2 separate regions of the Homo sapiens genome follow, and region 1 is linked to region 2. A link is an interaction called in ENCODE POLR2A ChIA-PET data of the cell type or tissue named here. Cell type or tissue: Panc1. All regions are shown on one strand.

The links. Peaks named below come from ENCODE experiments on the same cell type or tissue, not always from the same donor. Only the 100,000 strongest peaks of a DNase experiment are listed, where the experiment ranks them.
Region 1: POLR2A ChIA-PET joins it to region 2 with 5 read pairs; 3 of 35 experiments call an interaction of 5 or more read pairs at or near these places.

Annotation. Positions count from the first base shown.
Region 1 is chr7:47,348,553-47,356,552 of GRCh38, reverse strand. All of the region lies in intron 17 of TNS3 (tensin 3), which reads left to right. LOC124901629 (a long non-coding RNA gene) reads left to right here. Exons shown (of 2, transcript XR_007060319.1): 1 at 1-2,744; 2 at 3,268-5,634. Among named protein-coding and RNA genes, the nearest start is that of SNORD151, 110 kb to the left of the region's middle. In Panc1, no CTCF peak of the experiment used is centred here; no DNase peak of the experiment used is centred here.
Region 2 is chr7:47,676,478-47,684,477 of GRCh38, reverse strand. No RefSeq gene overlaps it. Among named protein-coding and RNA genes, the nearest start is that of LINC02902, 25 kb to the right of the region's middle. RefSeq lists enhancers at 1,803-2,316, 3,861-4,374. In Panc1, no CTCF peak of the experiment used is centred here; no DNase peak of the experiment used is centred here; H3K27ac peaks cover 7,595 bases.

The DNA of each region.
Region 1 (8,000 bases), 330 kb after region 2:
TGGACACTTTGTCTTGCATGTTGGAGTCACCTGGGGAGCTTTAAAAATGCAGACGCTAAAAATGTGGGTACCTGCTTCTACCTCCAGAGGGTGGCAGATTGAGTTGGCCCTGGTGGGGCCTGGATGTCAGACTTGCTTTAAAAATGCTCCCCAAATAATGCAGTGCTAATTCAGGGTTGAGACCTGCTGTGATTCTTGAGCTTGGTTGTGTGTTGGAAACACTAGGGAGTTTTTAAAAATACTGACACCTAGGTCTCACCGCTGGAGGTTCTGACTTCACAGGTGAGGCCCGAGCTTTAGGATTTTAGTGATAAAAGGTGGACAATGGCCTTTGAGAACCACTGTTGTATATTTGCAGTTCTCAACTTAGGTGCGTGTCCCAGCCTCCAGGAGAGCTGGCCCTTGGCTCATTGAGGCTGGAACGTGCCGCAGGGTGGTTCTAAGATTTGTGACCCTGCTGTGGAATTTAGAGGACAGCCAACAGTCACGTATTGGTTATCAGAGGCAGAGGCAGGCGACCCCATGGGCTGCCTTCCACCTGGGTGCTGGCTTTATTTCACCAGGGCAGAGTGGGCTATGTGACCCCACAGTGGAGAGAATGCAGTGACATGAAGTGTGTGAGTGGGCAGCATGGTGGGTGTCCGCTCCTGAACACTTGACCCATCTTCCTTCCCCTCCCTCATCCCACTTCCCAGCAGAGCCTCAGGGCCTGGGATCTGCCAGGCCGTGCGCTGGCAAAGATCAGTCTCCAAGAGCAGTCTGAATCACAGAATCACAGCTCAGGGTCAACATAAGTACTGACTTACCTATCAGGATGTGTTATTTTACACTCTCAATTAGTTTACATAATTGGGAGTTCAGTGTATTTGGACAAGGTGGAAAGTTGCCGAAGAGCTTTGTGGGTGTTTTAAACAAAATTTAAAAAACATTTTCTGGCTAAGCGATCTGAGAAGCCCTCTCCTGCACTTCAGACTGCTCAGGGGTGAATTGATGGCAACAGTGCTGACCCCCAGGCTGGGCTGAGTTCAGTCCCACATGTGTTTAGTACAGCACCCAGTGTCTTGGCCTGAATCCCTGATTCTCCAGGGCTCTGACGGCGATGCATCCCCTTCTCACGAGGCCCCTGGGTGCCCCCAGTCAAGGACTGGCTTTCCTGCTCTTTCCTCAGAGCACGTGAGGATTCCCTGTCAGGACCGTCCCCCACCCTGTTGTGGTGGCTTTGGATAAGGTACGTCATAGGATGCACCTGGGGCTGAGGCCCCACCATCCCCAGCTCCTCCTGTGGGGCCGGAATGACTGAGCGTCCTCCTGCCTCGCAGGCTCGGTGTCCTTTTGCACCCTGTGGTGAATCCCAGATCCCGCTGGGCGTGGCGGAGTCTCAGGTGACCCTGCGCAACTTGCTGGCTGGGCAGCCCTCAGCACGTTTCCTTATCTGTCCTTGACGCCGGCTCCACCCGTGAATAACAGTGAGACTGCTAAATGAGGAAACATGCTGGTCTTTGGGAGTGGCAGTGTAGGGGACTTTGGGGCATGTGTCCCATTTTATACTCAAGGTCACGTGGTTCCCGAGGCTCTGGGTGGGTAGCACCCAGTGTCTGGAGGGAAGGAGGCTTGGGCGAAGACAGCTAAATGCCTGGTGTGGGGACTGCCCAAAGAGATGGGCAGCGTCCAGTCATGTGACCTTTGGAGACCATGTTACCATGTCATGTTTTGGTGGACAATGAGCGTGTCACCGCGACAAGAGGGGCACAAGACTGTGTAAAGAAAAAGCCACTGCCTGTCCCTCCCTCCACAGAGACCCCAGCTGCATGGAGTGGGTGAAGCTGCACATCACCTGCAGATCACCGGGGTCTGTGTTCACTGGGGGTTTCAAGGGGCCTGAGATTTCTGCACTGAGTACTCATGACCTTTGTAAGGAGAGGATGCAGGATTTTTTTTTTTTTTTCCTGGCTGGGAACTGGCAGGGAAGTAAGGGCAGCTCTTCCCCAGCACCTGGGCCTCAGGCTGGGAGCAGGGTGGGCACAGGTGTGAGAGATCAGGGTGTGTGTGCCATGGGTGCAGCCAGATGCAGGTGCCCCCCTGCCCCACCCCAGGGCTTTGGGAGCTGCCCTTTGCCCGTGAACATCCCTGTGTGGGAGCTTGGGTTTTGTTCCCTTTCTCCTTGGTTTTTCTGAGAAGGGGTACGTTGGGGAGCTGGGGGTGGGAGGGCGGATCGCCCAGAGCCCTGCAGGTGCTCTCCAGTGCTGGCAAATTCCCTCTTGTCCCCTTATCAGCTCCTTCCAGAGGTGACAGCCATCTGTGTGGTGGCAGCTCTCTCCTGCTCCCATGAGGTCTCCTTTTTCTTCTCTTTTCCTGGATTTGACTTCTTAACTGAACAGAAAAATATATAGGCATGGACAGTTTTGTAGTAGTGTTTGGAGAATAGGCCTTAACAATATAATTATTCAATTCATGATTTCATTGTTCAAACTGCCCAATCTCATTGCATTACGGCCAGTTCTTTGTCGTACCTTGGAATTTGTGTGTGTGTGTGTGTGTGTGTGTGTGTGTGTGTGTGTGTTTTGTCCTCTGTGTTTGTTTGTTTGTTTCCTTTTGATGCATATAATGTAATATTCTTGGTGAAGGCCATACCTCCCCTTTCTGCAGGTGTGAGTGGGAGGGCTGCAGGTTGCGGAGTGAGACCTGAGGCTACACTGCTGGCCCCTGCAGTTTTACCAGAAGCTCAAGGATAGGATGGTTGTAGGGTGAGGCCCCTTGTGGTCCCAAGCAAGACCAGGGCAGCTGAGGAGGGTGGAGGAGGAGGGGTGCTGGGCTGTGGTAGGAGGGAGGCTAGGGGACAGGAAGAGACTGCTTCAGGTGCTGGTCATTTCACATTGATGTGAAGTGTGTAAGAAGTAATTGATGGACTCAAACAATTAAATGATTCCCTCGGGGAGTGCTCAGGAATTAAGCCTCAGTGAGGAAAAAGAAATGTAAAAGTCATGTGTGTCTTCATTGAGATATGTGGCTCTTCACAGGTTCCAGGGAGCTTGGTTTGCTTCCATATGTTTCTATGTGTTTTTCTAATCTTCTGCAATGATAGAACATCATACTAAAGAAAACCATAAATCAGTCACTTTGGAAGAGAGATTTGGGGTAGAGAGAGAGTGTTTTACCAAGTGCTAGGGCCTCCTTTGGGTTTAATTCAGAAGTCAGTGCCTCAGCGCCAGGGCTCCTAACCTGTGGCCTGGGCTCACCTGTTCACCCCTCACCTCTTCACCCCTTCAGAGCTCACCGACTTAGCAAAGAAGTACTGAACCCGCAGGGTGTCTCAGCTTGGACAGACTTTGGAGCTGAATAAGACCTGATCCTTGTCCCCACCTGGGACAGCTGGCTGCTACTGCCTCTGTCCTCAGAAAGCAATCCAAGAGCTCTCTGAGCTGGCAGTGCAGAGGTACGGAGCTTGCTGTTTATGCAGACCTTCTCTGGAGAGGTGAGCATTGATCCTGGTAGGCAGCGTACCAGAGCTAGCAAATGAACCGCCTGAGGAAATGTCCCCAAGCTGTGGCCTCTCATAGGTCACCCAGACATCAGAGTGTGAAGCAAAAGTGCTTTGCTTCTCCCACCTCTGCCCCACCTGTAGCCACATGAAAAGAGTGGTTCTGGAAGTCCCTGGTGTAACTTTGGTGTAGCACATGGGCTGTGGGCTCTGTGTGCACACTCGAGACCCAGCGCAAGTCACCACTGCCATGGAGTCACCTGTGGACCCAGGGGCTGGGCTAGTCAGAGCAGTAGATGGGATGAGGATCTGGGGGCCTTGAGTGGAGGGGCAGCTCTCAGTGAGAAGAGGGTGCCTTTGGCTGCATCTGCCCCTGGAAGGGAGCCAGGAACCAACCCCTCTACAGTGGAGATGCTGATGGGTGGCCTCGTCCTGGAGAAGGGGCCAGGATGGAAAGGACGGACCTCCAGGAACAGCCAGCGCCCTGGCTTCCTGACAGGCAGCTCCCAGGTGGGGAGAAGGGCTTGTTTGACACAGGTGTGAGGTTTGCAGATACAGGGTGATGAGGTGGGGCCAGTATTCAGAATGCAGAACCTGACCCTCCACCATCACGGACCATCCGTTTGTGAGCAGCACATGCAGCTGTGGGGCCGTGTTGGAGCACAGGGTGGGTGTGAGTGAGCGTGTGAGACTGTGCGTGAGTGTGAGTGTGAGAATGAGTGTGAGACTGTGTGAGGCTGTCTGTGAGTGTACAAGACTGAGACTGAATGTGAGTGTGACAATGTGTGTATCATGAAAAACACTGTGAGAGACTGCACGTGTGTGAGTGCCAGTGAGTATAGTGTAAGTATATGAGAAAGTGTGAGAGCATGAGTGTGTGTGTCTGCTTGTGACTGTTGTGTGAATGTGGGTGAGAGTGTTAGTGCAAGGGTGTGTGAGTGTAAGAGTGTGTGAGAGACTAAGAGTGTGAAGTATGCAGGTGTGTGTGACGTGGGTGTAAGAGTGTGTGTGCAAATGCATGAGTGGCTGAGTCTGCATGAGTGTTATGAGAAAATGTGTGTAAGAGACCACGTGAGAGTGAGTGTTCATACATGTGTCTGCAAGTGTGTGGGTGTGAAAAAGTGCCGGAGACTGGGAGCACATGAGAGTTTGACTGTGTGCATGTGAGTATGTGGGTGTGTTCCTGTGAGAGAGGTGCGGGGTGTGTGGGAGGGGCAGCTCCAGTCTCCAGGGAGCACTCCTAGCGTGGTCCATTCTTCACGGACAGGAGCCCGTTTTGTAACCCCACTCTGAGCTTAGTTCCTGCTCGCTGTTGCACCCGTGCCCTAGGGCCTTCCTTGGTTCTTTCTTGCACACAGCAGACATAGGTGCCGTGGCCTGGCTTCCATTGCCATCTCTGCCCTAGACGTTGTGCACGGGTTAAAGGGAGGCAGCGCCTGGTGGAACGTCCTGGGCTTGGATGTGGCACCGGAGCCTTGACTGGATTCTGTTCCACTACTGGGCTTCCTGGGCATCTACCTTGGACCTAGCGTGGAGTCTCACGTTCAAGTTGTCTTGCCTGAAGAAGACAGCTAGTGGGCCTGCCTTGGGTCTCTGTTGAACAATTAAAGGAGCACCGAGATCCCCTCTGTTGAATAATTAAAGAAGGGAGAGAGAGACCCCTGCTGCAGGACGCCTTGCATTGTAACCTCTGGGAAGCATAAGCCCTGCTCGCTATAAATGAGAATGTCACTTCCACATCTCCTCTGAGCATATTGGTCCAGAAAACTACCTCCCACATTAATTTTCATATGGCTATCAGACATGGGAGATTTATCAGAGAGAAGGAAAAGTGTAAGGATCAAACACGTGAGTTTGGGAGAATACAGGAACTAATACTAATGCAAAATTAGAACGGGATTTAGGGAAATTCAGTACAGCAGCACAGAGTACTACAAAATAAAAGAAGCTTTGTTCCTCTCGAAGGTAATCTGTGTGTTGTTTCCCTAATTTTAAAAAGTAATACATATTACTGGCGAAAACCCTGAAAGATAGAAACATTTCCGAAAAAATATGAATGGTGCCTAGAATTACACAACCCAGAGAGAAGCTCTTATGAGCATTTTAGGACATTTTCTTAGTTTTTAAAATAAAAATGAAACCACACTACACATGCATCTTTGCCCACTGTCTTTTGTCACTTAATGTTGGAGCGTGTTTGTCCACTTCAAGTTCCATAAACTTGACTTTTAATGACAACATGAACAGCCCATTTTGAGTGTGGCCCATTATAACACTTACTGCCTGCAACTGTGTGCCAAGCCCCAGCCTTTGCTGCATTATCTGTAGGATCCCCTAAGCCAGCTTTGTGTTGTTCTTATTTCATTCTGGAGATGGCTTTGAGGACTCGTCCCCTGTGAGCAGAGAGGCAGAGTCCACCCCTGCCAAGTGGCCCCTGGGCTGGCCTCTGAGTGAGCATCTACTGCTGGTGACAGGACATGGGTTCAACAGCAGCTCCCGCCAGCCCGGTAGCAACGCCTTGAGCAAGCTGCCCTCTCTCTTCTTCTCTGACCTTCCCCGTAGCCAAGGACTCTCAGATGGGAAGAACTTGAAAACTGTCCCTCCTTCCTTTTCTCTAGACTGCTGTGCACTCAGACCCTTTGGAAATGCACCCCCACCAGGTTCTCTGCTGGACCCCATGTATTTACTTAGACACTTGGCAGATTTCCTAAGACTGGGAAGAATAAACCATTGTTAAATCTGAAATTCACACGAGAGACAGAAGAATTTGTGAAGCCTTTGCTGGCTGCCCCATCAGGACATGTCCGGGAGGAAGAGTGCCCCTTCCTCAGCAGGATGAGGGTAGCCATCTTGTTCCCAGGGGCCCCTCTGTCACCACAGGCAGTGGAAGTGGGCAGTGCCTCCCAGGGCTCATGGGGCCCCTGTCTGCCCCGTGTAGGCTTTTTGGGGTGGGAAGGGATGGAAGGGAAGGAAAGGCACCAGTGGGTAAGGAAGAGTGACCACAGAGGAATAGAGTTGGCAGTTGTGGATTTTAAAGTCAGATACATGTGGTGACAAATCATTGCTCTCTGCTGACATGCTGTGTGGTGTAGGATGAGTACTCAGACCTGAGCCTCCATTCTCCTTGTCTGCAAAAAAGACGTAGCAGGCCGCCTTAATGGAGTGATAATGGGCTTTTCTCTATGAGAGCACCTGCCCAGGCTTAGACTGTCACTGTTGCTGGATAAACGTTGGTCTCCTGTTTTTCTTTCTTTTGTAACTACCTCCTGGGCAGATGTGGGTGCATCCTAGCACGTAGTGGTTTTGCAGTATCTTAAACCCTGTCTCATTTTGTCCTGTTTTTTCCTGGCGTTTCAAACTTCTCATTTCCAAGGTTTGCAGTCCGAGAGGAAGGGATCTCCACACCCCACAGAGGCCTGAGCCTTGCTGACCTTGTGTGCCTGTGTCTTTTCCCTTTTGGGAATGGAAAGCAGGACCCTGCAGGGCTGAAGCCACACTTTCTGTACAGGCCACATCCTGGAATCCAGGGCCCGGTGGCCCTGCTTTTGCAGGTGCCTTGACTCCCCCATTCTTCCTGCGCTTGCAGAGCCTCTTTCTGGCCTCAGACCCACAGCTGCTCTCCGTCGCTGAGTTCCCTCCATTGTGGAAACCATCTTACTCCTGGTGGTCCCAGTGGCAGGATACTGAGAAGTATTGATCCATCCAGAGGGAGAGGCATGTAGTTCTGCTTAACCAGACATGGTGCCACACAGATTTGAGCACAAGCACCGGAGGTGGGACAGTAAGAACATTTTTTTTGAGACTTTTTTTAAATGAAGATTGATTTTTTTTGAGACTTTTTTTAAATGAAGATTGATTTTTTTTTGAGACTCTTTTTGAATGAAGAACATTGTTTTTCGTTGTAATTCTTTGGGGAGAGAGAGAATTGAGGAACAGTTTCAAATCCATGTGTTCAACAGGAACATTTCTGGGGCCAGCTCACAGAATGCCTGTGTTTCAGAGCCTCCTCTGGTGTGGGAGGCCCAGAACGGAGCCCACTGTTGGCTCTGTGTCAGCTCATGCACAGATTGTATTCCCTAGCTGCTCTAAAGGAGACATGTTGAAGGAAACTTCCAAGTTGAAAGGTTAGAAGAAGTCTAAGCGTCCTGCATTGAGACTTATGTTTTAGTCCTGGAAATTCCTTTTCGGACCCTGTTACGACCTGGTTGTGCCTTCGAGTGCAGCTGCAAGGCTGTGCTGGCTGTTGTCAGCTAACCCTAATGGGACCTCAGTTTCTGAAGCCAGTGAGTTTCCAACCTCAGGCCTGAGATCAGAGTGCGTTAACATGCACTTCCCATCCTCCTTCTCCAGATCAAAGAGAACACTTGACCACACTGTCCACAGTTTTATTATTATTACTATTTTTAGTTGAGACATAATAATTGTACATATTTATGGGGCACAGTGTGATATTTTGATAAATGTATACAATGTACAATGCTCAAATCGGTGATTTGCATAGCCATTTTTTCTGTGTTCTTCA
Region 2 (8,000 bases):
TTGGCCAGGCTGGTCTCGAACTCCTGACCTCAAGTGGTCCGCCCACCTCCACCTCCCAAGGTGCTGGAATTACAAGTGTGAGCCACCACGCCTGGCCTATTAATTTTTTTAAGAAGCAAAGTCCTTGGACTTTATATCCATTCTCCCAACCCTTTTATTCACACCTTTTACTGCAGTGATGAGTACTGATATGGACTATCCCTTCCTACTGGCAGGGGCTGGGGCCACCACACTGCAGTTTCTGTGCTGGCACTTGAGCACCATGTGCGTTTCTCTCCATTATACGCTTTTCTTTTAGGCATTTTGTGTGCACTTTCACCAGGCCACTGTTATGGAAGAGGTTGCCTAGCTGAAGAAATGTCCTTTGAGGTACCTGGCCCTAACAACATATTAGCAGCTTCTGTAATCACAGCAGTTTCTAAATCTTGATTCTCACTGTGAGAAGTGGAGCTGGGGAGTTGGGCTGCTGTGCTGACCACCCAAGGTAGGCGTGTTTGGCCAGCATGAGGATTGCTTCCAGGAGCTACACGCAGTGCCACCCTGGCTTGGGAGGTCTTTTCAAACAAGCCTCCAGTGAGGGAAATCCAGCCAGCGTGAATCTCCCTAAGCTTGGCTAGAAGGTCCAAATTCCTGGCCACTGGGCTCAACTTCCTACCCTTTAATGCTCTATTCTGAGAGTTTCCCGCAAAGCTAATGGCAATTCACCGGGCACCGTAGACAAACATTGTTTGGTGTTGTCACTGGTAAATGGATAGAGACAACGTGATGAGAGCCTCTAACCTTAGGAGACCCAAAGTCAACATGCCCCATTGTTGCTGAAGGAATGGGAGGGGTTGGAGTTACCCCTGTGTCCATGTCCTTGGAAAAGCACAGGGGACAAGTAATGGCCTGTTAGCCTCATTAGCCTGAGAGATTGTCAGCACCTTGGAGAGGAGAGGGCAAGAGCTTCAGACCCGCACCAGCCTGCCCACACTGAATGTGTCTGTGACTCAGTTACTTAACTTCTCAGAACCTCATTTCGTGATCTGTAAACTGGGGTAACAATTTCTCCAGGACACTGTGGGATTCATATGTGCAGGTTAATAGGTGTGGAAGCCATCAGAACACTTTGAAGCACTAGTGGAAATTATCTTCACTCAACTTTTAAATAAAAATCACATACTCCGCATCCTACAGTTTCATTTTATTTGCTTTCTAGGAATTTTTTCAATCTGTAAATACCACTTCTAGGACATATATAAGTAATTTTTACACAACTATGTCAGTGCATATTGAATATAGAGTGGCACAGGTTTGTAAACTTTCAACTCATTGTCTGAAGCACTGTAGAGAACAGAGAGAATGCAGCCAGACAGCCCTGGGATGGGTGTGAATGCTGTGGTGCAGCAGTGTGAAGCAGAGCGAGCCACTCCACCTCCCGGGCCTTGGTTTCCGACAGTGTGGGTGTAACAGGGTTGAGGAGGACCAAGGTCCACAGCAATCCCAGGAGGTCCCCTGCACGAGGCTGTCTTCGTCTCCAGAGCCGTGTCTCTCACAGGTACCTGTTAGATGAGCAACTTTTTTTTTTTTTTTTTTTGAGATGGAGTCTTGCTCTGTCACCCAGGCTGGAGTGCAGTGGCGTGATCTGGGTGACAGAGCGAGACTCCATCTCAAAGAAAAAAAAAATTATTAAGAGGCCAAAAGAGCTGATGTTTATGTGTTTCATACTATCAATATTTATCATAGTAGAAATTGTTTAAACTAAACATTTATTTATTTAAAATGTAATAAATCAATCACATATTAACATAAATAATAGTAATTTAAGGAAATCAACTACTGTATGTGCCCAAACCAGATAACTTAGTGGAAAGAATGGTGTCGTTTTCATTTTATGCAAATCTATTTAATATCTGGCTTAGTGGAGATTCTGGATTCTCAATCTGCTTTTGCATTCAGTCTGTGCAGAGTATTGTTTTGGTGAAATATGAAAAGAAAATCTAGGTTCACGTAGATAGGTAGTTAAGAAATGATAGGCCGGGCACGGTGGCTCACGCCTGTAATCCCAGCACTTTGGGAGGCTGAGGCAGGCGGATCACGAGGTCAGGAGATCGAGACCATCCTGGCTAACACGGTGAAACCCAGTCTCTACTAAAAATACAAAAAATTAGCCGGGCGCGGTGGTGGGCGCCTGTAGACCCAGCTACTCGGGAGGCTGTGGAAGGAGAATGGCGTGAACCCAGGAGGAGGAGCTTGCAGTGAGCTGAGATAGCGCCACTGCACTCTGGCCTGGGCGAAAGAGCGAGACTCCATCTCAAAACAAAAAAAAAGAAATGATGGAGCACTTTTTTTTTTTTTGAGATGGAGCCTTGCACTGTCGCCCAGGCTGTCGTGGCGTGGTCTCGGCTCACTGCAAGCTCCGCTTCCCGGGTTAATGCCATTCTCCTGCCTCAGCCTCCTGAGTAGCTGGGACTACAGGCGCCTGCCACCACACTCAGCTAATTTTTTGTATTTTTTTAGTAGAGACGGAGTTTCACTGTGTTAGCCAGGATGGTCTCGATCTCCTGACCTCGTGATCCGCCCACCTTGGCCTCCCAAAATGCTGGGATTACAGGTGTGAGCCATCACGTCAGGCCGATGGAGCACTTTTAATGGCATTTTTAGATTATTGTCAATATTTTTATTTGATAATCCACCAAAACTTGACATGCGATAGTTCCTTAAAGTTTAATTACACTGTGGAATCAATGAACTTTTCCTACTCTATGTATAAAATCTGTTGGTCTCTCTAGCACACTGAATGAATCTCTTACCTATGCGTGAATCAGTAACATCATCCGTTGGTCATTTGAAAAATGTTGATTCACTGAATTAAGCAGATCTTCCAAATGTTGACTCATTTTATTATTTAATAGGAAAAAAGAAACCCCATTTGTCAATAGCGTCCCCATTCTCTTCACAAGAGTCTCTATGAGCCGACCAATACACAAGTGTGAAAGACCACAGCCTGTCAGTTGCTCCTTCCCTGGCAAAGGCTGTCTGTTCAGCTCCAAGGCAAGGATCACACAAGCGCTTCTGTTCAGACAGCATGTGCCATTCAGCAAGCGCCATTCAGCAAGCAGCAAAGGGGCTTTCTGTGCCCTTCCAATTGCAACCCACAGGATATATTTAAGAGATCTGTACTCAGGGGCTCGACCTTTGATCAATAGTGTTCACTGTTTAATCAGAAACTGAGTTTTCTTACTCTAAGTTTGTGGCAGTAACGAACTCTGTGTTGAAGAAAACAGTCAAACTCTGTAAAATATTTGAAAAGATTTATTCTGAGCCAAATATGAGTGACCATGGCCCATGACACAGCCCTCAGGAGATCTTGAGAACGTGTGTCCAAGGTGGTCCGGGTGCAGCTTGGTTTTATACATTTTAGGGAGACATGAGACTTCAATCAAATACATTGAAGAAATACATTGGTTCGGTACAGAAAGGTGGGACAACTTGAAGCAGGAAGCGGGGGTGCTTACAGGTTATAAGTACATTTACAATTTTTCTAATTGGCAATTGGTTGAAAGAGTTATCAGTAGAAAGGAATGTCTGGGTTGCGATAAGAGATTGTGGAGACTAAAGTTTTTTTCATGCAGATGAAGCCTCCAGGTAGCAGGCTTCATCTGCAGGAGAATACATTACAGTAGATTGTAAATGTTTCTTCTTTCTTGTCTTTCTTTCTTTCTTTCTTTCTTTCTTTCTTTCTTTCTTTCTTTCTTTCTTTCTTTCTTTCTCTCTCTTTCTTTTTCTCTCTCTCTCTCCCTCCCTCCCTCCCTCCCTCCCTCTCTCTCTCTCTTTCTTTTTTTTTTTGAGACAGAGTCTTGCTCTGTCACCCGGGCTAGAGTGCAGTGGCACACTCTCGGCTCATTGTAAGCTCCGCCTCCCGGGTTCATGTCATTCTCCTGCCTCAGCCTTGCGAGTAGCTGGGACTACAGGCGCCTGCCACCACGCCCAGCTAATTTTTGTATTTTTTAGTAGAGACGGGGTTTCAACGTGTTAGCCAGGATGGTCTCGATTTCCTGACCTCGTGATCTGCCTGCCTCGGCCTCCCAAAGCGCTGGGATTACAGACGTGAGCCACCGCGCCCGGCCTCTTTTTTTTGACACTAAGTCTCACTCTGTCTCCCAGGCTGGAGTGCAGTGGCGTGATCTCGGCTCCCTGCAACATCTGCCTCCCACGTTCAAGCAATTCTCCTGTCTCAGTCTCCCAAGTAGCTGGGATTACAGGGACGCACCACCACACCTGGCTAATTTTTGTGTTTTTAGTAGAGACGGGGTTTCTCCATGTTGGCCAGGCTAGTCTTGAACTCCTGGCCTCAGGTGATCCACTTGCCTTGGCCTCCCAAAGTGTTGGGATTACAGGCGTGAGCCACCAAACCGGCCTGTAAATGTTTCTTGTCAGACTTAAAGTCTGCGTTGATGTTGGTGCCTGAGAGGGAAAATGAGGCGTGCCCAACCCCCTCTCCCCGTCATGGCCTGAACCAGTCTTTCAGGTTAAATATAAGAGTTCCCTGGCCTAGGAGGAAGTCCATTCTGAGGGTTGGGGGGCTTAGACTTTTATTTTAGGTTTACAGTGTCAGTGACCACATTCACACTGAGACACCAGCAGTATCAGACACCATTGCTTTTGCACCATCAGTGAAAATCTAAACACAGTGAAAAGGGCAAAGAACATTGTCCTGGTATGGGAAGGACAGTAATCCCCTGAGGAGCTCTCAAGGACCCTCAGGTATCCACAGCCCACATTTTGAGAACAACTGATATATGCACAACCATTAATGTTCTCTAGACAGCTAAAGCGTTTTGTTTTTGTTTTTGTTTTTTGTTTTCTTGGGTTTTTTTTTTTTTTTTATTTTTAGACAGAGTCTCTCTGTGTCTCCAAGTCTGGAGTGCAATGGCGCAATCTCGGCTCACTGCAACCTCCGCCTCCCGGGTTCAAGCAATTCTCCTGCCTCAGCCTCCCAAGTAGCTGGGATTACAGGCATGTGCCACTACAACTGGCTAATTTTTGTATTTTTAGTAAAGAGGGGGTTTCACCATATTGGCCCGGCTGGTCTCGAACTCTTGACCTCAGGTGATCTGCCCGCCTCAGCCTCCCAAAGTGCTAGGATTACAGGCATGAGTCACAGTGCCCAGCTAAAGGGGGTGTTTATGCATTAGAATTCTAATTAGCCTGCCTCGTCAGAATTAGACAAGGAATATATTTCAGTTGCTGCAGAAGTCAACACCTAGTAAGGAAACACTCAGTGAGTGTCTTAGCCAGCCCTGCTCCCATGGCTTTGCGGGGCACAGCCCATGCAGCTGCTCTCATGGGTTGGAGTTTGGTGCTGGCAGCTTTTCCAGGCTGAGGTTTCATATTGTTGGTGGCTTTCCCATTCCAGGTTTTCAGTGGTGACCCTGGCCCCATAGTTCCACCAGGCATTGCCCCAGGAGGGACTCTATGGTGGCTGTGCCCCACAGCAGTTTTCTGCCTTGGACCCTAGATTTTCAGAAACATCCTCTGAAATCAAAAAGGAAGCTGCCAAGCCTCTACAGCTCTCGCCTTCTAGGTGCCTGCAGACTTGACATCACATGGACATCTCCAAGGCTTACAACTTGAGTTCTCAGGAGCTGTGTCCTCAGCCATTTGCGTGCTATGCAAATGGCACACCTGGTCCAGCCAATCTTTCATGTGCTTTGTAAATCAGACACTGCCTCCTCAAGCTCATCTATAAAACCTCCTACATTTCACCACAGCAACCCATTTTTCTCTGAGACCCCTCTTTGCACAGAGATCTCTTCTTTTTCTTTCGCCTATTAAACTTCTGAGTTTAACCTCACTCTGGTGTGTAAGCATCCTAGTTTTCCATGGCCATGGGACAAGGAACCTCAGGTTTTATCCCAGACAATGACACCACTTTAATATCTCAGCCAATTGTGCCACCGCTGCTCCAGGCTGGATCCAGGGAACAGCTTCCTGAGGCTACACAGGGCATCAGGGTCCCAGGCCCATCCCCCCAAATTATTCTGCCTTTTCAGGCATCTGGGCAGATGGGAGGGGCAGGCCTCAGGGATCTCCGAAATGCCTCTCCAGCCTTTTCCCATTGTCCTTTTTTTTTTTTTTTTTTGAGACGGAGTCTCACTCTGTCATCTAGGCTGGAGTGCAGTGGCTCCAGCTCTGCTCACTGCAACCTTCACCTCCCTGGCCAAGCGATTACCCGCCTTAGCCTCCTGAGTAGCTGGCATTACAGGCGCCCGCCACCAAACCCAGGTAATTTTTGTGTTTTTAGTAGAGACAAGGCCTCACTATGTTGGCCAGGCTGGTCTCCAACTCCTGACCTCAGATGATCAGCCCACCTCGGTCTCCTAAAGTGCTAGGATTACAGGCGTGAGCCACCATGCCCAGCCCCCATTTTTCTTACTGTTACCACTTGGCTCCCTTTTCACCCCCAGTCATCTCCTCAGCAAGTGATTACTCTGCTGAACTCTTAAATTCCTCTCCTGAAAATGCCCTTTCATTCTCTGCCACATGGCCAGGCTGGAAATTTTCCAAATTTCTATGCTTCCCTTTTAATTGTAAATTCTGCCTTCAGGTCATTCTTTTGCTGCCATAACTGAGCATAAGCTGTTGAAAGTAACCACACCACTTCTTGAGTGATTTGCTGCTTAGAAATTTCATCCGCCAGATTATCTTAGGTCATCCCTCTTAAGTTCAACCTTCCATAAAGCCTTAGGGCATAAATACAAATATTTGTAACAAGTGTGACCTTTGTTCCAGTTTCCAAATAGATACTTCCCATTTCCATCTGTGACCTTATCAGAATGGCCTTTACTGTCCATAATTCTATAAACATTTTGGTCACAATAACTTAACTAGTCTCCAAGAAATTCCAAACTTACCCTAATCTCTTTGTCTTCTTTGGGCCCTCACCAGAATTATCCTTAATGCCCACTTCAGGGCAATGCAGTGCTTTTCTAGCCAGCTCCTCCAAACTCTTTCAACCTGTGGCCATTTCCCAGTTCCACACTGGCTTCCACATTTTCAAGTACCTTTATAAAAAGACCCCACTGCTCAATACCAATCTTCCATCATAGTCTATTTTGTGTCGCTAAAACAGAATACTTGAGTCTGGGTAATGTATAAAGAAAAGAGGTTTATTTAGCTCACAGTTCTGCAGGCTGAGAAGTTCAAGAGCATGGCCCTGGTTTCTGGTGAGAGCTTTTGTGCTGCATCATAACATACATGATGAAGAAGGTCAAAGGGCAAGAAGACACACCTGAAGAAACAAAATGCAAGAAGCATTCTGTCTGTTTAACAGTCAACTTTTGCGGGAACTAATTCATTCTGTGGGAAATTATCCAGGCTCATCAGAGTGAGAACTCATCACCACAAGAACAGTACCAAGACATTCACGAGGGATCCATCCCCATGACCCAAACACCTCCCGCTAGGCCCCATCTCCCAAAGCCACTGCACCGATGGTAGAGATGAATAAGCCCATTTCCAAACCATAGCAGGTAACTGCAGAGCTATGACATCCACAGATAACGAACATGACAAAACCTCACGGCACAGAGGAGTGCCATGTGGTTTGGAGGAGAGCGTAGAGAAGTTTGCAGTGGATCTGCTTCACTCCATCTATAAATTCAAATGCTAATCTTTTCTGCAAACACCCTCACAGACACACCAGAACTAATGTTTTACCAATTACCTAGGTATCCCTTAGCCCAGTCAAGTTGACACATGAAACTGTCACAAGCACAAACCACATCTGTCTCTCTAGTGCTTTTTCCCTAAGCACCAAGCACTATACCCAGCACAGAAAAGACATCCAATACATATGTGTTCTATAGAATGGAAAGGAATGTTTTTCCACCATCTTGAATCAGGCACTTGACCCAGGGGTTACATAGCCATTGCACAATTCCTTCAGTGCTATAAGAATGGGCTATAACTGGCCAGGCGCGGTGGCTCACTCCTGTAATCCCAGCACTTTGGGAGGC